3 separate regions of the Homo sapiens genome follow, and regions 2 and 3 are each linked to region 1. Evidence: chromatin loops called from intact Hi-C (ENCODE). Cell type or tissue: heart left ventricle. All regions are shown on one strand.

Region 1 (8,000 bases):
TCTGGTGCCTCCCTGATTAGCTTAATAACTAACCTCCTGAATTCTTTTTCAGGTAAATCAGGGATTTCTTCTTGGTCCGGATCCGTTGCTGGTTAACTAGTGTGATTTTTTTGGGGGTGCTAAAGAGCCTTGTTTAGTCACATTAACAGGGTTGTTTTTCTGGTTCCTTCTCATTTGGGTAGGCTCCGTCAGAGGGAAGGTCTAGGGCTGAAGGCTGTTGTTCAGATTCTTTTGTCCCACTGGGTGTTCCCTTGATGTAGTACTCTCCCCGTTTTCCTATGGATGTGGCTTCCTATGAGCAGAACTGCTGTGATGTCTCTCCTGGGTTCTAGCTACCCAGTGAGTCTACCTGGCCCTGGGCTGGTACTGGAGGTTGTCTGCACAGAGTCCTGTGATGTGAACTGTCTATGGGTCTCTTAGCTGTGGATACTAGTGCCTGTTCTGGTGGAGGTGGCGGGGTGGGGGGTACAATGGAGTCCGTGAGGGTTCTTAGCTTTGGTGGTTTAATGCTCTCTTTTTGTGCTGGTTGACCTCCTGCTGGGAGGTGGTGCTTTCCAGAGAGCATCAACTGTAGTAATACGGAGAGGAACTGGTGGTGGGCGGGGCCCTAGACCTCCCAAGAGTATATGCCCTTTGTCTTCAGCTACCAGGCTGGGTAGGGAAGGACCATCATGTAGGGGCAGGGCTAGGCCTGTCTGAGCTCAGAATCTCCTTGGGTGGGTCTTGCTGTAGCTGCTGTGGGGGATGGGGGTGAGATTCCCAATACCTCCTCTTCTTATAAAGAAACCAGTCACATTGCATTAGGGCCCACCCTAATGACCCTATTTTAACTAAATTACCTTTAAAAGCCCTATTGCTAAATATAGTCACCTTTCGAGGTACCAGGGTTAGGGCTTCAGCATAAGAATTTGGGGAAAGTGGGAGGCACACTTCAGTCCGTAATTCTATATATCACTTATGACAAGTTTTAAATGACAAAGTGAATGTTGAAGTAAATTTTTATGAATTATCAATGGTTATTACAAACTTTTATAACATTCTAAAGAACTTCAGCTGTAAATTATATGGGAGAGAATGTAGAGGATTGTAGATGGATTAGCACTAATTTTTTTTTTCCCCTGAGAAACTCAAACTCTATGACCTATTGCACAATTGAGTCTATTTGTATATAACAAATAGTATTTTTCATAGGTATTAATAAAATATCAGTGTCAAGTCAAATATTTAAAAGAGTTGTTAACTGAAGCGGGATTAGAATTAAAGGCATTAGAATTAAGATTAGTGGGCAAAAGATACAAAAACTTTGCTCCCTGACATTCATAACTGTCTGTAGATGGAATAGCAGACCTGAAGATTGGCTATTTCTTTGTGACTGAAGTTCTGAATTTTTTGTGCTGTTATAGAGTAAATTTATGTATTGTTGAGTGTGGTTCTGGAAGGTGATGATTTTTCAGCTTGATTCTCTAAGTATACTGTGTGGGTTTTTGGCTTTAAAAAGGTTAAGAACTTCCCTTTACATAATGAAAACCCAACAAGTAAATATTATTTGTTAGTACTTTAAGATGTAGATTAATCATTTAAAAAGTCATTATGTTAAATATTCTGAGGACCATACTGTTATTTCTTTCCTTCTCCCTCTAGTGGGCAGAAAATATTCTTAAAATATAGCATGGAATAATTTATTGCTATTGGGTATACCATAATATACAGTCTCAGTCTCAGCTTTTTTGAATACTAAAAATGTTAACATTTCAGAATCATTAAAGCAAACGCTTTACTCCTTTCTAGGCATAATAGTGGATCCTTGAATGTTGAAGATGTCCTTACCAGCTTTGACAATACAGGAAATGTTTGTAAGTTATACATTCACTCTATAGAAATATATTTAGTGTTTTACAAAGTGAATTTATAGTTGATGTTTTCTTCTCACTAATATTTATTATACTCACTAAATGTATGCATATATGTATATATAATAGAAAGTTTGACTGTCTTTAGCTGCAAAATAAGCCTTGTATAAGGTACACCGACAAAATGGGATACTGCAGTTTCTAAACTTCGCAGGTGTGTGTGTGTGGGGGGGAGGTGGGGGAGGGAGAGAGAGAGGGAGATGGAGAGAGTAGGTCAGAAAGAACACTGGACACTGAAGTACTGTCCCTTTTATTTTTGTTTCCATTTTGACCTCAGTTAATTCAGTAGTGGGGCTGTTTCTTCCTTCTTTGCTTTGTTTCGGGTGCTTTCTTTGCCATTCCCTGCTTCTTTACTTTCACTGTAGAATAAACCCAGAACATATTTTTCTTGATGCTACTATACATTAATACCAGAGTGTTTTTGTTTGATGCAGTATTACAATATTACAGAATATATTGCCTTTTCATCAAAGCTTCTGATTAATTGGTGATAGATTTGTCCACTGAGAAAATCACTTAAATATTTCTTATAATTCTTGTAATTAATTTCATGTGATGAAAGACATCAGCCAAGAATACCTTTATGTCACTGAGTTAAACAGCATACCATCATAGGAGCTATGGACTTTTTATGTTTTTTGTATAGGACATTTCTCTTAAGATAGTGAATTGTCAATGAAATATGAGCATTTTAAATGTAAAAATAGTACTCATACTCTTTTTCTCAAAGAAAATTTCAGAACTGTTAACTTTTGGCTGAATTTAGGTAGTGTCTTTGGCTTAACAATGCAGTTTTATCAAATAAATAGATTTGCATAGAATTGTGTTCAGTAATACTCAGACAACACTTTTGTTCTTATGTCCACATTATGATAAGCTTTTGATTTTATAGAAAAATATTTGTGGTTCACTAAGGAATCTATAAATGTCCTTAAATTATCCTAAATACCTAAAATAATGTAGGTTTCTTTTTTATGGATAGTGACTGATGTGCCTTTTAGTTTCTTTCTTTTTTTTTAAATTTTCCAAACACCAACTTGAACCCGAATGCCTTTTAGTTTTTCCATGTTGGCATTTAGTGAATTCTCTCCCACTTAGGTGTATCTCATATTTTTATTAGGTCTAGGCAAGGACTGGGCAAAGCATACCAATGATGGTTGAGGATACATACTCTTTTAGTTCTGGGGTAATGTTAAATATCATTGAGTCAGGCTTAAACATATGTAATTTCAGAAAATGATTCTAGAATGTTAAATGTGGAATTTTTGATTCAGTAATGTAAAAGTCAAGTATTGTTCCCAGTTGGCTCCGTATGAAATAGGGCCACTAGCTGACAGCATTATGTAAAATAAAAATAATTTCCTAAAGGCATCAATTATTATTTTAGGCATGAATGACTGTCTTAGCCTTCTCTAACATTTTTTCCCATCAACTTGTTCCATACCCCGTGTTGTTGTTGCATGAACAAACGGAAATATTGCATATTCAGGGTGTTTTTTCACTGTTGTCTCTTGTTTGGTAGAAAGGTTTAAGACTTTGGAATGATACTCACCTGCATTTGACTTCTGGCTCTGAAATTCATCTTGAGCAATTTGTATCATCTCTATGAACCTCAACTGTTTTCATCTCTTAGGGCTGGCTGTGTTATAAAGAAAGTACGTACATACTGCATGGCTGAGAGTTGATATGCAATAAAAGTTATTAATTATTACTGGCGATGAGTACCTATATAACCTCTTTTGGTTTTTTCCTAATAAAGAAGATAATATTATTAGGATTATTCTGTCTTATACTATTTTAATTGAACTAACAGGGCAGAAAAATTAGATAAAATTAGCAAAATAGCTGTTTATTAAAATGCCTCATTATAAATGTTGCCTTAAAAACCTGGATATATTGCTGAGTGATAGAAGTGGTGACAAAAATAAGACCTCTTAAAATATGTTGTTTTGTGTACCTTTTATGTTTACTTTTTATTTTAACAGAAAAATCTATATAGATGTTTCATTTAATGATAAATTGGTAAAGTCCTGTTCCAATAAAGTAAATATTGATTATGACTTTTATATAATCTTGGACGTAAAGTAACCATGGACTGAAAAAGTGATTTTTCACTTGATGCCTCAAAAATTTGATTTTATTATGCCAATAGTGATATTGAGTTTGTGACTAGAAAACCCAGCAGAGGGCGCCACAATCATAATTCTTTGTCATAGCCCAATATAATTAGGATAAATAGCTCAAATAATAACCCTAAGCTTTTACCATGTAGACATATAAAGATGTGTCTAAACATTTCTATTTGATTCATTTATAATATATTTAATATATTCAGTAATTCAAAAATACAAAAAAATAGATTTTTCCTGGCCGATTTTTTAATTTTTAAAAATATCAGTTTAATTTTTCTACTTCTAGCTTTAAATAAAGAAGTACTTTTGATAGAGAGTGAAAGTTCCATACAAGAGTATCAGTTCATAAATCACCACCATGGTAGTATGTTAAAGGACAATTAGAATGAGGAAAAAAGTTTCTAATAGATGAGAGAACCAAGAGATGGAATTATCTATTTATTTTAAGAATTTGTTTCTAGGTTAATAATGCTTCCTAGTAATAGAAAAAACAGCTTAACTAAAACATTTTCTAGTCACAAAAACCTGATATGTGTAGATACAGTAAAAAAAGGTATGGTCATGGTTTAGTAGAACCATTAATTTCAATTGTAAGTTCATTTTGAATATCAGGGGATGATTATATTCATTGCAAATTTTCAGAGATGAAAGGATCAGTCTTACCTTCTGAATTGGTTTATGCTCTAAGTGAAAAGACGTGGAAAAATCTCTTTAATTTTGGAAAATAAACCTCTAGATAACTTATTTACTATTAGAAAAGATAATTTTTTTGTATTTACTTTTTTGTATAGAAGTTTTGTGGTTTTAAATGTATGAACTGCAAAGTGTTTTATATTTTTGAGGTAACTTTTCATTGCTTGAATTTCTTCGAATGTTGTGGGAAGAAATTAAGAGGAATCTCGTACAGAATGAATCACGTCTGCGTATTGATTTATTGCTGTGTGATATACGACCCAACCTTCTTTTTATATATTTATATTTACTATGGTGGAAAACAAACCATTTTGAAAGTGCTTACCTTTAACTAGGAATAGGTATGTATATTTCATTATTTGGTTTCTACTACTTGAGAACCTACTTTCTTTTGAGATATCAAAGCTTCTTGGTCAGGAGGTTGTGTCTACTATTGATTCATTGTGCCCAGAAAGACATGCTGACAAGCTACCTAGGGAAGAGTATAGGATGACATCTTTCACCTCAGATGAGGTACTGGCTGCTTCTGTGTCTCCTTTGATATGTCGCTCAGATACCTTGGGTAACAAGGGAGTGCTCTATAAGCATTGTAGCAGATTTCTTGCTTCTGCTTTTTCTGTGGGCAGGGACTCCTTTCTAGCTTGTCCTCTGACCTCTGGTCAAAGAAGCTGCACCATGCTGTCTCTTCCAAAATCATTTTCCTTTTCTCCAAAGTTATTTCGTTCCACTACTGAAAGGAATTTTTAAAAATGTAATTCTCAGTGCTTACTTGATCCAAATTTGGATACCATAGTATCTAATTTAACTATTTGTTGTTTATAACATCTCATCTTATGCTTGGGTCTGTAGTAGATTCATTGGAACATTTTAAGCACATCATCCTTTGTTGAGTAGTATGAACAGAAGTGTTAGTACTTCGTATAATTTATTATAAACTATGTACAATATAATGTATATAATCCTTTAAAGGATAGGAGGTCAGCAGTTAAATCATTTCAGTAATATCATTGTGAAGCAGGATTCCTGGCAAATGTTGCAGCTTAAGTCTGGGGGATGTATTGGTAAAACTTCTCTACTATTCTTTGAAAAAAATTTTTTTTCTTGGTTGAGCTCCATGACAGGACCCTGTGGTAGTTGGTGTCACATTATCTCCTGGAGGAATTTGTAGACCCTCTGCCATATATACTTGTACATGTGACAGTGGTGATTTTTGTTTTCCCTAGTGAATTCTAAGACTGACCAGGATTTTTTTTTTTTTTAATGGAGTTTCACTCTTGTCCCCCAGGCTAGAGTGCAATGGTGCAATCTTGGCTCACTGCAACCTCTGCCTCCCAGGTTCAAGTGATTCTCCTGCCTCAGCCTCCCGAGTAGCTGGGATTACAGGCGCCTGCTACTATGTCCAGCTAATTTTTGTCTTTTTAGTAGAGACGGAGTTTCACCATGTTGGCCAGGCTGGTCTCGAACTGCTGACCTCAGGTGATTTACCCGCCACAGCCTCCCAAAGTGCTGGGATTATAGGCAAGAGCCACTGTGCCTGACCTGACCAGGATTTTTAATGCACACAGCTATAGACTTTGCTTCCTAGTGGTCTGATAGCAGAATCTGTTTGTCTGTTTGTGATGTATCTAAAACTGATCTCTTTTGGGGTGGTAATCAGTTATTATTGAAAGCAAGACTCATTAAAATAAAAGTCAGGTGTGGAGGTATGTTCCTGTAGTCCCAGCTACTCAGAAGGCTAAGGCTGGATGATTGCTTGAGCCCAAGAATTTGAGGCAAGCCTGGGCAATATAGCAAGACTTTTCCTGTAAAAAAAAGACAATCAAATATTTATCTTCCTGGTTTTTCTAGAGGAAAAAAAATTATATGTTTTCACTTTTTACTTGTATTTAGGAAACCAAAGGTAATAGTTTCTTTGGAAATATGGTCTAAATTTTTAGTTTTTCTGTTTCATTGTTGTTATGTTATAAAGTTAGGGTTTGGAATGTTGGTGAAATTATCAAAGCTTCAAGAATGTCAGCTTGGATTTTAAAATGCTATTCTTATTCAAATAAAGATGTCTATATATGTAATGCATATGTATGTGTATATGTATATGTAGTTATATAATGCATATATGTAGCATGTGTGTATACATATGCATATATACATATATGTAGTATATGTGTATACATGTACATATGCAGATATATAATGCATCTATGTAGTGTATGTGTATACATATGCATTATATATACATGTATGCATTGTATATCTATATTTATATACAGATATATACATATACACAGTACAGTGGTTTGATTAAAAAATGAAAAAGTTGGGCTTTTATGGGTCATTGCTCTGTTTTTAATTTAGAGTGGTTATGGAAGGTACATGGGATATGAAGTTCAGGTTTTAGCTCTGCGGGTTATTAGCTGTGTAATTGTAGACGAGTCTTTGTACAAGTCTTAACTCCTTATGTAAAATTGAATAGGAAACAATAAGTACTTTATAGTGAGGTGAACATAATATTAGATAATGTGAAAGTACCAAGTAAACTGTAAATAGTATTTGTATTTTTTATGGTTAGTAATATCATCTGCCTCATTCTTGAATTTTTTCAGTACCTTTGTTATTCAAAATAATACAAGATAGAAGATATTTTTGGTATGTGCCATTCTGTTTTAATATCATACATTATTTTGTTATGTGAAAACAATGTAAAGCTACACAATTAAAATAGTGTGGCATTATTGCAGAAATACACATATAAATCAATATTTTTAGAATAAAGTGTTCACAAAGACCTAAATATATGTGACTTAACATATGATGAAGATACAATTTTAGTAAGAGAGGAAAGGATGGATTCTTTAATAAATAGTATTGGGACCATTGCCTAGGAATTTAGGAAACTAATAAAGCTGACTCCCTCCTATATACTATATGCCAAAATAAATTTAATATGGGTTAAGTATTTAATTAAAAACATAACACTCTTAGATATTTCAGATGAATAATTTTAATATATTGAAATCAAGAAGGTCCTTCTAAGTGCGAGTCAAACACCATGAATTTAAAGGTTAATAGATTGACTAATTTAAGATTTAAAGACCCTTTATTCAAAAAGCGCATCAAAAAAATTGAAATACAAATTACACACTGGCAATTATTATTTATGACATATATTCAGATGAAGATGTATTTTCTTTATAAAGAGCTCTTACAAATCCATAATAAAAAGACAATCTGAAAACCTGTAAGATAGAGAAAAACGTAGCCAAAAATT
Region 2 (8,000 bases), 560 kb after region 1:
GAAGGGTCTGAGGGAAGATGGGGAGCAGCTTCCCAGGCTTAAGCAGGGGGAGGGCCAAGGCTGGTTGGGGAGAGGGTGCCATTGCAGCAGGAGAGCAATTCCTTCTCCAAGAAAGCGCCTAGGGGAGCACGTTGACTTGTGGCCGGCTGGACTTGGGAAGTGGGACGAATACTGGGGGTGCACAGCAGTTTGGGGCCCAACAGCACCCATTCCCCTTGTGGGCTGGGGAGGTCATGCAGCTTCCTCTGCCCAGAAGAGGCCCACCCAAGAAAGCACCCACCTTCCCATGCCTCCCTTCCCTGGACTCAGGGGCAGCTTTTCCCCTCACACTACACACTCTTAGAGATGCCCCCAATATGATTCCATTCGTAAGACACACACAGTCACTGCTCTGCATGCACACACACACACACACACACACACCCCTCTGCCTTCTACAGTGGGCATAGGCAACCACCCACTTCTGCTCAGGGATGCCGCAAGGGACAGAAGCATATCTCCACTCCTAGCAACGACTCCCCACTTTTTACAAATAAAACCACGACTCTAACTGGTTTCTACACACACTCTTTTTGGAAAAGAAAAGGGCTTTAACCTGCAGGAGTCTAACCCGTCAAGACGTCGAGGACCTTTACAGAATGTGCTGGCAAGAAAGGAGAGCACAGGCAAGTCACACACACATGCATGTGCCAGGCTCTGCCTACACTCCAGCCCCGCCAGGCTGCTCACGGCAGGCTCAGTCAGGGTGGAGGCCCTCTCTGCCTGAGGATGGAAATGGCTGTGTGGCTGGAGGAGCTACAGACCAGCCAGGCACTGGCTGTTCTCTATCTTTTATTTTTTATTTTTATTTTTTTCTGAAAAGATGAGGCTTGGCAGGAGGGGCGAGTTCCCTGGGGACTTCTCGGATCCCTGCAGGCAGGAAGAGTGTGCGGGGCCCAGGAACCGAAACAGGAGGTCCGAGGGACCAAGGCAGGGTCCAGACGTGAGGGGGAGCGCGGCGGGGCGTGGGGGACGCGGCCCCCGGGGCAGGGGTCCGGGATCTGCGGACGTGGCCCGGTGGGGAGCGCGCCCCTTGGTCCCCGCTCCGCCCTCCGGCCTTCGCGGCGCTCTCTCGCTGGGCCTTTGTCCCCACCTCTCAGGCTCGGACTCCGTCTTTCTTCTTTCAGGCCGCTGGGAGGCGCTGTGGCCGAAGCCCCGGCCTCTCCCAGCCTGATGCCCTGGTCCTGCAGCCGCGCCGTCTTTCTCCGCACCCGGTTCCCGCGGGGCTGGGCTGCCTCAGGCGATGGCCCGGCCTGTGGCTGGGCCCGCACTGCCTTTGGTTTGTTGGATTTTGCGATATTTACCATAATAATTAATTTGCCGCCATTCAACAGAATATCTTAGCAAGGCCCCTTAACGACTGGAAGCGCTGCTAATTCCCTGCGTATGCGCCTCTCCCTCTGCAGCCCGGGACAGGCGCAGCCGCCTTTTGCCTGCCCCTACCTCGCCCGGGACACACTGGCGCCGCCTGGCCAGGCCCGACTGGGAGGAAGGACAGAGGACCGACGGACACTTGTACATGTGCGGGCGCACGGAACCCAGGCCCCGGCCACCGCTGCCTTTCCCCTGTGTGTCTGAGCTGAAGCGGCTACGCTTATACCGGGAGGTGAAACGGAAGCTCAGAGAGGGCCATAATTTGGCCACTGTCACACAGCCAACCTCCACCTTCACCCGGCTACACCAACACACTCGATGACCTTCTCTGTCTTCCTCGCCGTGCGCTCCCGATAGCGGGGGAAATACTTTTCTGAGACGCCTCTCTGGGCACGCAAGATGAGGCAAAAGCGGGAGAAGGGAGTGGGATAGGACCGGGAGCGGGCGGCCCTGGGCTCTGCCCTTCTGGGCGCGCCATCGCTCCCGCCACCTGCACTAGGACTTTGCAGGAACGCGCCTCCTACGCGCTGCCTAGGAGGACCAGACGCGAGACAAGCGCTCAGCAAGCAGCTACGTGCAGGCAGACCTACCAAGCCAGGAGAAAGAGCGGGGATTTCAGGGGCCTCCGCTCCCACAGCGGACCGGCCTCCGCTTAAACCACCAGCACTTCCCAGTGGGCCTGGGAATCGAGGATGTGAAGTGTGTGGATACATGTGAACGTTGTTGAGTGTGCAGTGAGACTGTTGTGCAGATTCTCATGAATTGCAAGAGAAATATTTACCTTGTGCGGGTGACAAGTCTACCTGCAGATGAGCCCGGGGGCTTGTCCAGTGCTTGTGAGCATGATGCAGAAATATCAACTAAGTTCTCGAAGAATGGAGGGGAGAGGGACAAGCACAATTGAGCCCTGTCCTCAAGTTTCTCACGATCCAGTAGGAGGGACAGTTGAGGTCACCACTTAAAAACAAACCAACCCCGTGGAGTTGCACACAGTGTTTCCCGGAGTGTCAACTTCGCAATTAATTACTACAACTTTGGCGGTGGGGATAGAGAGGGCTTCTCTGAGTTCTCTGAGCAGATGGCACTGACCCAGAAGGATGAATCGGATTGAGTGGAGGAGATTCTAGGCAGGAATGGCAGGTGGGAAGGCATGGAGGAGGTGTCAGGTCCAGTGGGGAGCAGTGCAGTGTGGCTGGCCCGCCGGGAGTACTGTAGTGTGGGGCCCATGGGTTTTTGAGAGGTTGGTAATTGATTCTGAGGGAAGAGGGAGTAGGGATTAATTACAAGATCAGGCAAGTTGTGTGGCCTTGATCCCATGGGTACTGGGGAGCCAAATAAAACTGTATGAAAGTGGCTGGGCGCGGTGGCTCACGCCTGTAATCCCAGGACTTTGGGAGGCCGAGGCGGGCGGATTACGTGGTCAGGAGATCGAGCCCATCCTGACCAACATGGTGAAACCCCGTCTCTACTAAAAATACAAAAATTAGCTGGGGGTGGTGGCACATGCCTGTAATCCCAGCCACTCGGGAGGCTGAGGCACAAGAAGCACTTGAACCCAGGAGGCGGAGGTTGCAGTGAGCTGAGATTGCCGCACTGCACTCCAGCCTGGAGACAGAGGGAGACTCCGTCTCAAAACAGTCAAACAAACAAACAAACAGACAAACAAAAAAACTGTATGAAAGCTTAAGTGGTAATATCCAGTGTCCTGCTTAAGGACTGTAGTCGGGGGCAGTGAGGCTGTAGACAGGAAGGCCCCTAGGAAACTATTCCAATAGGCAGGACTGAGCTAAGACGCCAGAATGGGTTAAAGGCATTTCCAAGGAGGAATGGTGAGGACTTGATGACCAGCTGCAGACCTTATAGGCTGCCCTCCGACCTTCAGCTTCCTGTGCGCTCACAATTCACGTGCTCACACGTGCTCCTTAGAGGGGTCTGTCGGTGGACGCCGCGAACCAATCAAACCCTTGCACTTTGTTCCAAAACCCATTCCCTACCAGAATGGGAGTCCTGTAGGGCCAGGTCTCCTCCCATACCCACCCATTTCGGCCTTTGTTCTACTGCACAATAACAGCTGGCACTGGGGTGCGGGAGGACGGTGAAAGCTCGAGTCCCAGGCTCCAAATCCTCCAGGAGTAACTGGGGTGACCCGAGGAGAGCAGCGCACTGGGTGAGTGGAAGCGTGGCCCGTGAGAAGGGTACCGAGGGTCAGAAGTGTCGCAAGGGACCCAGGACGCGCGCGCCTCCGAACCCCTGAGTCTTCGCAGGCTCTGCGAAACTTCAGTGCGCGCAGCCTCCTGCACACCGTTTTCGCGCGACCTCCTTGCCTCGGTCTCCAGGGGTCAAGCCAACCCAGCGCGGGAATGTTCCATTTGCCCTTTTGGGACATTCAGAGAGGCTTTTCCGGGCTGCCGCGGCGCTTCCACGCAGAGGAGGCGTCGGCTTCCAGGCAGCTTGGCGATCTTGTTATTGGACACGCGAGAGTTTAGAGACCCAGAGAAATGGAGTGAGTCAAAGTCAAACTCAAGTTTCTCGGCCCCTAGTCCTGCGATTCTTCCATTGCACATTGCACCCCTGGGCCTTTCACATCTGCTCCTAGCGAGCTTGGAGTGTAGGTGCGACCAGGGCGCATCTGTGCCAGTGCGTGTCTGCGTGCGTGGCCTTTGGGTGACTCCACGCCCGCAACTGTCTCCGACTGTGTGGGCGCGTGTGTGGCAGGTACCCAGGAGCAGGACAGGGAGGGAAGCCTCAGCTTCCAGACCCGCTCTCGCGTGCTGGCGGGAGCGGTGGGTAGGAGCAGGAGGTATGTGGTGAAGGATGTAGGCGGACTAGGGCTCTGTCCCCGCAGAAGAGTCCAGGACGCAACCCCTCACGCCGGGCCAGCGGGGAGGCAGGAGTATGGTGGACCCGTTCCCCCAGGGATGGGAGAGCTGAGGAAGGCTGCAGGTCGGATAGCTAGATTCCATGATGCCCCCAAGAAGTTGCCAGACTCCAGTCTGGGAGCTCTCAAGAGCCAGAGACCCAGGGAAGTCCCCTCTTTGGCCTCCGAGGACCCCGAAGCCTGGCAGCAGTGCTCAGCCTTGGACCCCGCGGTTCCGCGGCCGGACGCCCCTCGCGCTGGCTGTGCGCACCCTGGCGCAAAGCACTGCAGGTTGGAGGCGGAAAGCAGCGCGCTCTGGGGCCACTGGCGGGTTTTTGCTGCCACCTCGCGGCGATGGTGCATAGCATGCGAACCCTCCGCACCGCGGGCCTTGGTAGTGCACGTGGGTGGTGTGGGGGGCCTTGCCCTGCCGCGCTGTCCTTTTCTGCTCGAGTTTTCGCAACACCTCTTCCACCGGGATAGCCTGCTTCTCCTCTTGAGGGACTGCGCGCTGTCTTATACCAAAGTCCACCATTTTGCGTGGGTAGGACCCTCCACCCTGGCCTGTGGGATTTGGAGTCACCTTTCTAGCTCCTTTCTCTTGCTTTACTACTTGATCCCGTGGCTGCCCACCTGGACTTGCAATAGGTCTCATGCTAATATTTCCCTTCTTCGGCACTATTAACTTCTTGTCTTGCAGATAGATGCCTCTAGGTCTCCTACAGCGGGAGTGTGGGGCTGTCTTCCATGGTGATAGGCTGTCTGGTGGGAAGCCATGCGGAGCTAGTACCCTCTCCTCTCCACAAGGGCTTGCTGAAGGCCTTCCATATGCCTGACGCTGCCACACCTTGGAGACAGCCAATGGCAGCCTAGACCCTGGCCCTGCGATTATAGTTTAGTGCAAGCAGAGAAACACAATACACAAATTATCATTGAAGCTGCCATATGGAGGTATGGACAAAGTGGGAGCCCGAGGAGGGCCTTTGAAACAAATCTTGATGGATAAGCATGAGTTTTCCAGGCCAGTGAGGAGGGAAGGACAGTCAAGGGACTGGGAAGTGTGTGTCCAAAGACACCTGGGTACAAAAGAGCATTGGGTGCTGAGAGGGACAGCTGTTTCCTGGGGTGCTCCACAGTCTGATGGTGAAGACATTGCTTTGCTCTGGACAGCATAGCCAGCCAGCTTGGGCGAATGTATTGATAAGAGTATCAAGTGTCAGCAGTGAAAGGAATATTTGGAATTGCTTCGTTTTCCATTTAAATAGACAAGGAAACCGAGATTCTGGCTAAGTCTCTGTCCTTAAGTACAAAGCTAGTTAGGTGGCCGATTGCTCTATAGAGTCCACCATGGTGCCTAAGGGAGGCTGCGTTCCAATGCCAGGTGGTCTGGAAAGAGGATGGTGGTGGTGGTGGTGGGGAGTGGTTAAGAGGAGCCATCACAGGCTCTTTTCCTTTTCTCAGCTACAGTTTTGCTTGCCTGCTTCTCTCTCAGGCAGCATAAATACTAACCATTACTCTCTTCTCTACAGATGCAATCATTCTAAAAGCTTTGGGGTTTTTTGTTTGTTTGGTATGTTTGCTGCCAAAACTATTTGGCAGCCAAACCTGACCTAAACAGTATGAAGCTATTTATAGTCTTTATTTATCCTGCTTGTCATAGATATCAGATGTTTCACTGCAGAAATGCTGATGTGTTGGATTACAGGTACTGCTCTGGACCCCCTTGGGTGGTGTTATGTAATACAGAATATACGGACCATTATAGGTACCTTTCTGAAATCTCCAAAACTATGAATTTCCCAGGGTTTTTGGAAACGGTTTGCGGTCCTTTGGGATTGAGCCTGGATTGTCTTATGATAAAGAGGTTCATGGTGGGAGAGGAAGTCAGGAGAGACTGGGAATTTAAACAACGTAATGAGACAAACCATGATTGGTAGTTTGCAGGAAGAGTAGGTCAAGTTGGCTGTGGGACAGGGTCACAGGGCCAGCCCAGCAAAGCTGCTGGCATCCTGGAGGGCCTCAGGGGCTAGGGTCTTAAATTTCTTTTTTTCCTTTGAGACAGGGCCTCGCTCTGTCACCCAGGCTGCAGTGCAGTTGCATTATCATGGCTCACTGCAGCCTCACCCTTCAGGGCTCAAGCAGTCCTCCCACCTCAGCCTCCTGAGTAGCTGGGACAAAAGGTGCACACCACCATGCCCAGCTAATTTTTGTATTTTTTTAAGAGACAGGGTTTCACTATGTTGCACAAGCTGGTCTCAAACTCCTGGGCTCAAGTAGTCTTCCCACCTTGGCCTTCCAAAGTGCTGGGATTACAGACGTAAGCCACCGCACCCAGCCCTTAGATTTCTACACAAGCTGGAGAAGGTAGATAAGATCCTGGCTCCAGGCATTTTTTTCATGGCCGTTCTCTCCCAGAGTCAGACTCTCCCCTTGATGCCAGAATTCTCCCTTTCTCCAGACCCAGGGAACACCTAACTCCACCTCTCCGGGTCAGTCAGGTAGGGGCAGCCAGATGCTCACCCTATCCCCTGGATGTCCTGGGGGAAAATCCGTCTCTATCATAAAGCCATAGTAAGTGCCTAAAATGTGAAAACTTTACATGAGAAAGACAGCTGCGAAGGAGAAAGAAAGTGAAAATTTATGACTGAATGCTTTCTAGGCATCCAGCCATGTCCTAGGTTCTTACACCAGCTTATTTTTTTTTTCATCCTTGCAGCATCCTGGGAGATCAGTATTTTCATCCTCATTTTTATAGTTGAGGGAATTGAGGGCCTGAGGTTATAGGATTCTTGCTAGTCCTCTTTCTCCCCCTGAAGTCCCCCTGCAATAGGGTAAGAAGTTCTAGTCCAAGCTTTCCTCTCTTCCATCTTCCAGGAAAGCGGAGAGACTGGAGCCCTGGTAGTGTGTGTTGGAGGGGAGAATGTGGGTCCCTTGGAAGGGAGTGGCTGGGGGCCCTGAGCTCTGGGGGATAATCCAGGCCAACCCTGTGGTGCTCCTTTCCCAAAGCTCCATCAGAGACAAATAGAATTGTGACATATCCCCTTGTCCCTCCAGGGAAGGCTGCTCCCTCCTCAGTGGGTGTCACCTCCGTCTGCAGCTGTTTAGCTCTTCCTTCTGTGTCAACACTCCCCCCTTGTCTCTTTGTGAGAACTTCGGTTGTATTGTTGTTATTCTTGTTGTTGTTTTTGAGATGGAGTCTCCCTCTGATGGAGTCTCCTTCCATCACCCAGGCTGGAGTGCAGTGGCTCCATCTCAGCTCACTGCAACCTCTGCCTCCTGGGTTCAAGTGATTCTCCTTCCTCAGCCTCTTCAATAGCTGGGACTACAGGTGCACACCACCACGCCCAGCTTATTTATTTATTTATTTTTATTTTTAGTAGAAACAGGGTTTCAGCATATTGGCCAGGCTGGTCTTGAACTCCTGACCTTAAGTGATCTGCCTGCCTTGGCCTCCCAAAGTGCTGGGATTACAGGCATGAGCCACCGTGCCCGGCCGGCTGTATTGTTTTCTATGTTTATTTAAAACTAAAAACTTGCAATGATGCGAGTTTGGAACTGCATGCCCCAGGAACATCTGGGCTCCTGAGTCACTGGAGAACAGCTTAGAGACAGGGTGGGGACAGTAAGCTAAGCTGGGAAGAGTGACTCAGAGATACCAGAGTCATCATGACCTGTCCAGAAGCAGAGGAAACAGCGACCCTGCAGATGGGCCAGAAGGAGCTGGGATTTT
Region 3 (8,000 bases), 320 kb after region 1:
AATTCCAATGTTTGGTGACCCATTTCTCTGTAAGCATCTTATCCCCAAAGTATGCACAGTGTGGATCATGATCTTGAACTTAGGATTCTCCAAAAATGGGTAAATCCCCTGTGCTTTTTAAAGGAGACACCCCTGGTTTAACATTATTTTTATTTAATACAATCCCTGACTTGAGTAACTAATAAGTGAAGCTTCGTGTGGGCTGTGCAGCCTGTACCATAGATGGTTAATAACACGGAAATCCCGGGCCATCTTCCTGTGTCCAGGCTTCTTCTTCCAATGCCGGCTGTACTTCCATCTACTGATGAGTCATAAGTAAACTATATGTGCCTCAGATTGGGTAGCAGCACAACAAATATGTATTTTTTGGAATTAAATTAAAATTAATTCAACCAATATTAATGGCATGTCATTACAGGTGCTAAAGATACAATAGTGAACAAGATAGGTCTAGTACCTATCCTTGTGGGGCACAGATTTTGCCTTGGCTAGAATACATTTATATACATGAAGGGCAGAAGTTCTTTGATAACTTTGGTTATTTAAATTCTACAGTATAAATGTTCACATAATTAATTCTAACTTTTTTTCTTCTCCTTTTTGTGGAGAATGAGGTCTTGCTGTGTTGCCCAGGCAGTCTTGAACTTCTGGGCTCAAGCTATCCTCCTGCCTCCACCTCCCTAAGTGTTGGGATTACAGGCGTGAGCCACTGTGCCCGGTTCAGGTAATTAATTCTAAGCAGCAGGAAAAGAAAATAAAGTGTAACTGCCAAACCTCATGTTAGTTACTTTACCCACCTCTTCACCCTACCAAAGCTTTTGCCTGAATTATACACTAAGATAATGAATTGACGTGAATTGGGCACCTACTGTGTGCCAGGCCCATCACACGTGATACTCCATTAAGCCTAACAAATAGGTATCATTACTTCTGTTTTAGAGATGGAGCTCAGAGAGATTAATTTATCCCAGGACACGCAGCCCCCAAATATTAGAACCAGCACTAGAAGCCAGGTTCATTTGACTTCAAAGCTTATGTTTTTTCGACTTAAACCATTCTGGGTCACCAAAAACTAAAATGATTTGGTGAACGTCATCTTGCATTTCCTTACATGCTCTGGAAATAAAGGCCTCTCATCCACGAACATAACAATTGGCATTGCTAACAGAGTTTATAGTACCTCTATGGTATCTTCTCAATTCATATGAGTAATAAGCACATTTAAGAATATTTTGCAGCCTTAAATTAGCAAATATTGCCACATTAAGCATTAAAAAAAAAACTTGAGAGATCAAAATGAATAGGGTTTATATTATAATCTCATAGTTTCCTACCCTCATTTTTGGTATTCCAGCGAAAATAAAGATAACATAAACCAAGAAAGTGGTGCTTTGTGAATCACAGTGTTATTATTTTTGAAATATCTTCTTGCTTAAACAACATGCCAACTCTCAAAATATATATATAACTACTGATAAATAATTGCTAATTGCAGGAGGAGGCTGATATTTTTAACAATATGATGCATACATATAACATGTATATAATTTGTTTAAATTACTATTATATAAAAATATTTTTTAAGAATAAAAATCAACTGAAACAAAATTGAAATGGAGCCCTACCTCTGAACGGGGCTTTATTTGAGAAGAAAACCTAGAGTTAGAATTCCGGTTTCTTTTTAGCCACAAACATATATCCTGTAGCTCTGGAAGTCCAGTTGCCTAGACAAGGGGATTGGAGGCAATTACTCTGTATTCATTTAATCAGAAATCACATTAAGGCTTTCTTTGCACCCAGTCCCTCCCACTGAAGTCCTCCAGAAGGTGGGTGCGGTTCAGAGAACACGATTTGGCCCGTTGTGTTGAACACTATCCTGGACATATCGACTCAATGTGATTGGATTTCCTTTATTACACTGAGGTGACACAGAAGAATGATAAAATCTATTATTGGACAACACAGTGCCGTCCAGAAGAACCATCAAAATCTGACCTAAAGTAAGGGGTGGGGAGCAGGATGTCTGAATTTATCTCTTAAGGTAATATTTTAATATACTGTTGACATTTTTTCTTCTCATGCTCATTTTAATATTTAAAAAAACCTCTTAAACCACAAAACTTATTTCCTGTCCAGTTCTAAAAATAAAGCAGCCTAAATACTGCTGTCGAATTTTTTTATTTAAAAAATTGCTTCTAGAATATAAATACATATGTTTGCTTCAGCCTGACCACCTGGAGTCACAGGTTTATAAATTGTATAAAAGTATATAGTGTTAAGATGTTTACTAAAAATTATTAATAGGTTTTCTGAGTTATATAATTTAACTTCCCTGAGACTATTTTATAAAAAGTATTACCTCCACTAACAAAATAATATGTTTTGCTTGATAGATTAGTCATGTACTCATACGACTCTACAGGTGTACTGGGCACATTATGGCATGCGGTTGGATGCCATGGAAACTCTAAGGAGGGTGTGGCCAGAGTGTGGGGGAACTTAATCAAAAACAGTTGTCAGCTGACTCTTTACTAATTTTGTTCTTCTCAGAATAAAGATGTCAGCTGTCCTTTTCTGCAAGACATTTCATTTAGAAGACTTTCCTGAAATAATTTCTTCCTGAAATAGACAGAACTGTAGGCCGATGTGTCATTTTAGTTAATCAAAACAAGTAGGCAAATTAGTCTCTTTTATTTTTTTAATGAATGTAATTTAACGGTATTTAATTTGCATACAGGAAAGTTCACCCAGGAAAAAAAAAGTCTGCATTATAGCACTTTTGTAAACCTCAACAAAGCCCTTCATTAGCAGACCTAATTGATTTTTCCTACCCACCCCTGGGGGAAGAAAGCTATCACAGTACCTGCTTATTCACTCAGAGAAGAAATGGGTGTGCCTGGTGGTTCAAGCAGAGATTTGGGTTAAAAAGTCCTGTGGCTCTGTTTTTGCAGGGAGATCTTGGTCAATGCTTGCTTTGAGCATTCAGGAAATTTGTTTTTCTGAGCAATAGGAGAACATCGCTTGTCTGCTTGGTGTCCTCCCCATGGGCCCAATTTAGTTCAACTTGCAGCCTTCACTGGAATTATTTTATTTCTTGTTTATGTAAACCTGCCTTATTCCAAAAGAGGGATTTTGAGGCTTCTTACCATGACACATAGAATATATCATATAAAATGAATGGGAAAGTGAGGGCAGTTGGAAATTGGAAAGCCAGGAAAATATGATGAAGCCAGGAATAGAGGTCAGTAGAGAAAACATACGCAACAGGGTCTTTTGTGGTTGTTAGAGTTAGGCCACACATTTGGCTCTGAGTTGCACAGGTGCTGGAGCAAAGAAAAAGAGGATCAACTCTAAGAGTTATAGTGCCAGGAAGTGGAAGCAACATCCCTTGATCTGCAGACCAGCCTTTCCTGGTGCTGAAACCTGACTATTTTTTCCAACAGGCCCTTGTAAATATGGCGCTGGGTGATGTAATGAACCAGCTCCTGAAAACATGTCTTCCATAAATGTGGCTCTTTTGTACAAGTCCTTCCATGCCAAAGGCCATAGCGTAAGTCTGTAAAGACAGTTCTTCAGGGGACTTTTCACTCAACTGACTTTCTTCAGTAATTCATTTTCTCTCAAAGATTCTCCAAGATTTTCTTCATCTTTTTCTTCTCACTTCCTCCCAAGTGTCATCCTGCTGCTCCTCTCCACCCCTCCCTAGCAGCATTTAGGAGATTGGAAATACTTCACACTGGAAAGTCTCAGGAGACTGACATTGCTCTCCCTGCTGACAGAGAGGCTTGCCTTTGGACTCCTTGCCCTTTTAAGCAAGTAGGACATGGCACCTATGGGACAGTCATTTCCCACCAGCACTCATAACTCTGGGGCTTGCCATGATGATCCATCTCAGGTGATAAAATGCAGCCCAGGGAAGTAAAAGAGCTTGCCTGTGGCAAGTCAGCATCCTGCTTCACACCTCACATACAGCTCTTCTCCTTTCGCTGTGCTCATCCCATGTATGATAAAAAGATTGGCCAGGCGCAGTGGCTCACACCTGTAATCCCAGTATTTTGGGAAACTGAGACAGGTGGATTACCTGAGGTCAGGAGTTCGAGACCAGCCTGGCCAACATGGTGAAGCCCATCTCTACTAAAGATACAAAAATTAGCTGGGTGTGGTGGCTCATGCCTTTAGTCCCAGCTACTAGGGAGGCTGAGGTGGGAGGATCACTTGAACCCAGGAGGTAGAGGGTGCAGTGAGCTGAGATCACGCCACTGCACTCCAGCCTGGGCAACAGAGCGAGACCCTGTCTCAAAAAAAAAAAAAAAAAAAAGATAACTGTTTCTGGACCTTTTTTTTTGGTCACTTCACAATCAGTGCAGATGTTTTCTTAACTGTGTCCTGTAGATGTGCAAGACATCATCACAAGGAATCAGAAGGCTGGTGTGTTTAAGACCCAGAAAATATCAAGCTGGTAAGATACCTTTCTGCATTAAAAAATTCCCATTGAAATTGCTTTTCTTGATACTATGGATGGTTATTAAAAATAATAATAGCTAACATTTATTGAGCACCTGCTGTGTGTCAGGCACTGTTTTAAGCACTTTACAAGTATTATCTCATTTAATGCTCATTGGAATACTATGAGGCAGACAGACACTCTCATTAGCTCCAATTAATAGATGAGAAAACAAGATAAGTATATTAAACACTGGGTTGGGGATGATTTATGATTATACAGTATGAGGTTGGGAGAAGCCAGGCCTGGGAACTCCTTAAATGGCTCTCTTCCAGTGAGTCTCAGCCTAGGAGCAGTTTTGCCCCCAAGGGGACTTTTGGCATTCCCTGGAGATATTTTTTTTTGTTGTCATGACTTGGTAGGAGAGCGGGGAATGTTGCTACTGGCATCTAGTGGTAGAGACCAGGGATTCCACTGAACATCCTATGTTGCTTAGGACACCCCCGTACAACAAAGAAACATCTGGCCCAGAATGTCAATAGTGCCAACACTGAGAAACCCTGCTCTGTTTCATGATTTTAAAATAGTCTAGGTGTCCATTCGCTTTTAGATTCTGTTAATTCTTATACAAACTAGGAGGAATGCTTGCTCTTAGCCACAACAATGGTGTGTTCTGTGATGCTACATTTTATTTTTGCCCTGTTGGTAATGGATCTAGAGAAGTGAGTAATCATTTCATAGTTTTCACATGAAACAGCTGTATTTGTGCATTTTTTGTCATTCATTTAACCACAGACTTTATTAGAATAACTCTCTGTTAAATTAATTGTTTTCTTTATTACTGTGAAGCTGTCATCATTTGGTATTTTGAATTTTCCCTATGGTAAAGACACTTTCCCACCCCAACTTCCCAGTTTGATTTTTTTTATTAGTTATATAAACTACTCATTAACAGACAAAGCCCACAGACTGATTTCTCTTGGACACACCCACGATACAGCCCCGGCAGCCAGTGATCTTGGTGTGCTGGCTTCGGACATGAAAATAGCTACAATGCTTAAAAACCAAAGTGATGACACATATTGGTGTGAGGCTATGGAATAGCAATAATTTTTTTCTCTTATATTAATTGGTGAATGTAATGAAGTGTCCATAGTGTATTTTTAAATCCTGTTTAAAATGTTGGGAGTAAGCTGGTGGCACAGGGGACAGCATATTCTGTGTTTCTCATATAAATGAACAAACCACTTCTGTTTCCCAGAAAACCTGGGGTAGGTTGAGAGAAAGAGAAAGGGTCTGCCGTTACCTGTGGGGTCCTCATTGTTAGGACAGCCTTTCCTTCACAGTGCAGACGGCCTTACCCTTCTGGAGAGGACTTCGTTTTTGGACATGATTTTCAACCTGGTCTTTTAGTTATCAATCAAAAGTGCATTTTCTATGTTGTCCTCATTTACATTTATTTAATGTTTAAGGTCATTTGTGAGCATTTGAGTGTATTTCAGCATATGGAATCAGGGAATAATAGATTTCAGCTTCATGCTGTGAAGAGAGATTGTGTTTTTACAAGACATAATGTTGTTTACTGGGTGTTAATAATCACTAATTAATAAACATATCTAGACATCTAAAATGTTGCATTTTGAGGAACAAAAATGTCAAGTGTTTAACTTATGGAGTGCAATGGTATTTTCTGTCATCTCTTCATAAAATAATTAAGTTACATAAACAAGCAAAATGTCATTATTCAACAAAGGACATATACCAAATGCTTAATACATGGCCTTTGTTTCTATTTTTCTGTTCTCAAAAATGCTATTTCTAGATATATTGCTCTGATATGTACCTGGACATATAGACTATATGTCAATAATAGTCATATAGAAACCTCCAAGATGAGGATGGGCTTTTTTTGTCATCTTCATCTCATACTAATTGTGGTCAGTTTCTTTTCTTTTGACCCCTGTAAGCATTTTGTTCAAAGTCTACTAAAGCACTTTCTAGTGAACAGGTAGATGAGTTAGTCCTTGAAATGCCTTGATCTTATATTAAGGAGTGACCTGATCACTTAACTGTCAAGAAGCTAAGAGAAATGGCCAGCCACTGATGTAATAATCAGTATTCTCCCTCCATCCACTGCTTTCCCACCCATAACCAGTACAATGTGATGAAAGTATTAGTTCCATGAGAGAAGAAATAAAAGGAAGCCATTCACAAAAGAGCTAAGATAGAGTTCAATATTCTTTTTTAGTGCCTCAGTGCATATGCAGAATTTCTCCTCCAAATTGGAGATGTGGAATAAGAGTAGTGACAGATAACTAAGAAGTATTTACCATAGCTATAAAGCCCACATGTGAGCCAAATATTTCTGCTATTAAATAGCACTTCAAAGCTTGACATGAGGTTTGTAACAGCTGAATGTCTCTTGTGACTTCATTTGCAAAGAAGATGTATAAGCTGAAAGGAAAGTCGTGGTATGAGAACTATAAGCCTAAGAAATGGTATTTAAAAAAAAAAAAAAAAACAAGCTGCCCAGAAATTTGACTGGCACCCAAGCTCCTATTCCCACTACTCCGATGATGTTCTCAGTAACTATCAGCATTTCTCCTGCTACCAACCTCTTCCTACCTCTTACACAGGGGCAGACCCAGGTTGTGTGGGGCCTGAAACTTATTTTGAGGGCCCACTTAGGAAGAATGAATTCTATTATACCTTACTTTGATAAATTTTACAGAAATATATGACCATGTGAACACATTACTAGGGCTTGTCCAAGGGCCTTGGAAGGGGCCTTGCAAGAGGCTCTGACGCTGAACCTTCATTAGCTTCACAGTCAATCCACCTCTGCTGTCATAAGCACCACCATCCTTGCCTAAAGTAACTCTTCTCTTAGCTACCAAACTTTCCTGCTCCCTCTATCCATTTTAATCATAGTCTGATTGTAGCTAAATGTGAAAGACATGCTGGTGAAAGTCTGGAAGCCTTAGCCCTAGCTGAATCTAAGATCCACATATATGAAGAATTATATTCATTACATCTCAGCTTAATGCAGTCATTTGGTTTATTTGTTGTCCATCCATGCAGCCATCCATTCACTTAACAAGTATGTCCAAAGTACTCTGCTTTTGAGAATATAAATATGCAGTTATCAAAAATAATTCTTGAACAAAGGAAACCATGCTACTAAATATAGCTAGAGATTGATGAAAGAGCAAGGATATTTACAGTATCTCAATTGTTGGGTTTATCTAAAGCTGTCTTCAAAATTGTGACTGTTTAACAAAGAACCATTTGGAGCTTTTGACGTCTACGTATTTCTAGGTCTTCCAGAATTAGTGAATAGCGTCATTCTCTGGTTAATATTAGTTGAGAGTTCTTAAAAAGTCTATTAAATTTACCCTGCTGTGATGATGTAAGTAAGTTTCACTTAAGAATGTATGTATCTTTGTGTGAAAGTTGCTAGTGAATTCAGGTTTATGACCTTTATTATTCTTTGATAATCCATGAATTTTAGTAAACTATGGAACTTGTGTTAAGACTTTTTTTATAACCCAAACTT

Evidence for each region. Peaks named below come from ENCODE experiments on the same cell type or tissue, not always from the same donor. Only the 100,000 strongest peaks of a DNase experiment are listed, where the experiment ranks them.
Region 2: a loop joins it to region 1, with 25 times the contacts of the local background. A loop is called at or near these places in 78 of 110 quality-filtered maps.
Region 3: it touches region 1 in a loop (2.9-fold over the local background); 12 of 110 quality-filtered maps call a loop at or near these places.

Annotation. Positions count from the first base shown.
Region 1 is chr2:44,388,453-44,396,452 of GRCh38, forward strand. It overlaps CAMKMT (calmodulin-lysine N-methyltransferase), which reads left to right. Exons shown (of 11, transcript NM_024766.5): 3 at 1,789-1,853. It overlaps LOC124905998 (a long non-coding RNA gene), which reads left to right and starts at 1,860. Exons shown (of 3, transcript XR_007086301.1): 1 at 1,860-5,076. In heart left ventricle, a CTCF peak has its summit at 4,093 (motif pointing right); no DNase peak of the experiment used is centred here.
Region 2 is chr2:44,951,192-44,959,191 of GRCh38, forward strand. No RefSeq gene overlaps it. Among named protein-coding and RNA genes, the nearest start is that of SIX3-AS1, 13 kb to the left of the region's middle. RefSeq lists silencers at 1,026-1,075, 4,513-4,702 and an enhancer at 3,936-4,642. In heart left ventricle, CTCF peaks have their summits at 1,172 (motif pointing right), 1,374, 4,618 (motif pointing left) and 4,820; DNase peaks (open chromatin) are centred at 1,553 and 4,600; H3K4me3 peaks cover 2,453 bases; H3K27me3 peaks cover 7,917 bases.
Region 3 is chr2:44,710,895-44,718,894 of GRCh38, forward strand. It overlaps CAMKMT (calmodulin-lysine N-methyltransferase), which reads left to right. Exons shown (of 11, transcript NM_024766.5): 7 at 4,393-4,459. Among named protein-coding and RNA genes, the nearest start is that of LINC01833, 220 kb to the right of the region's middle. In heart left ventricle, a CTCF peak has its summit at 4,897 (motif pointing left); no DNase peak of the experiment used is centred here.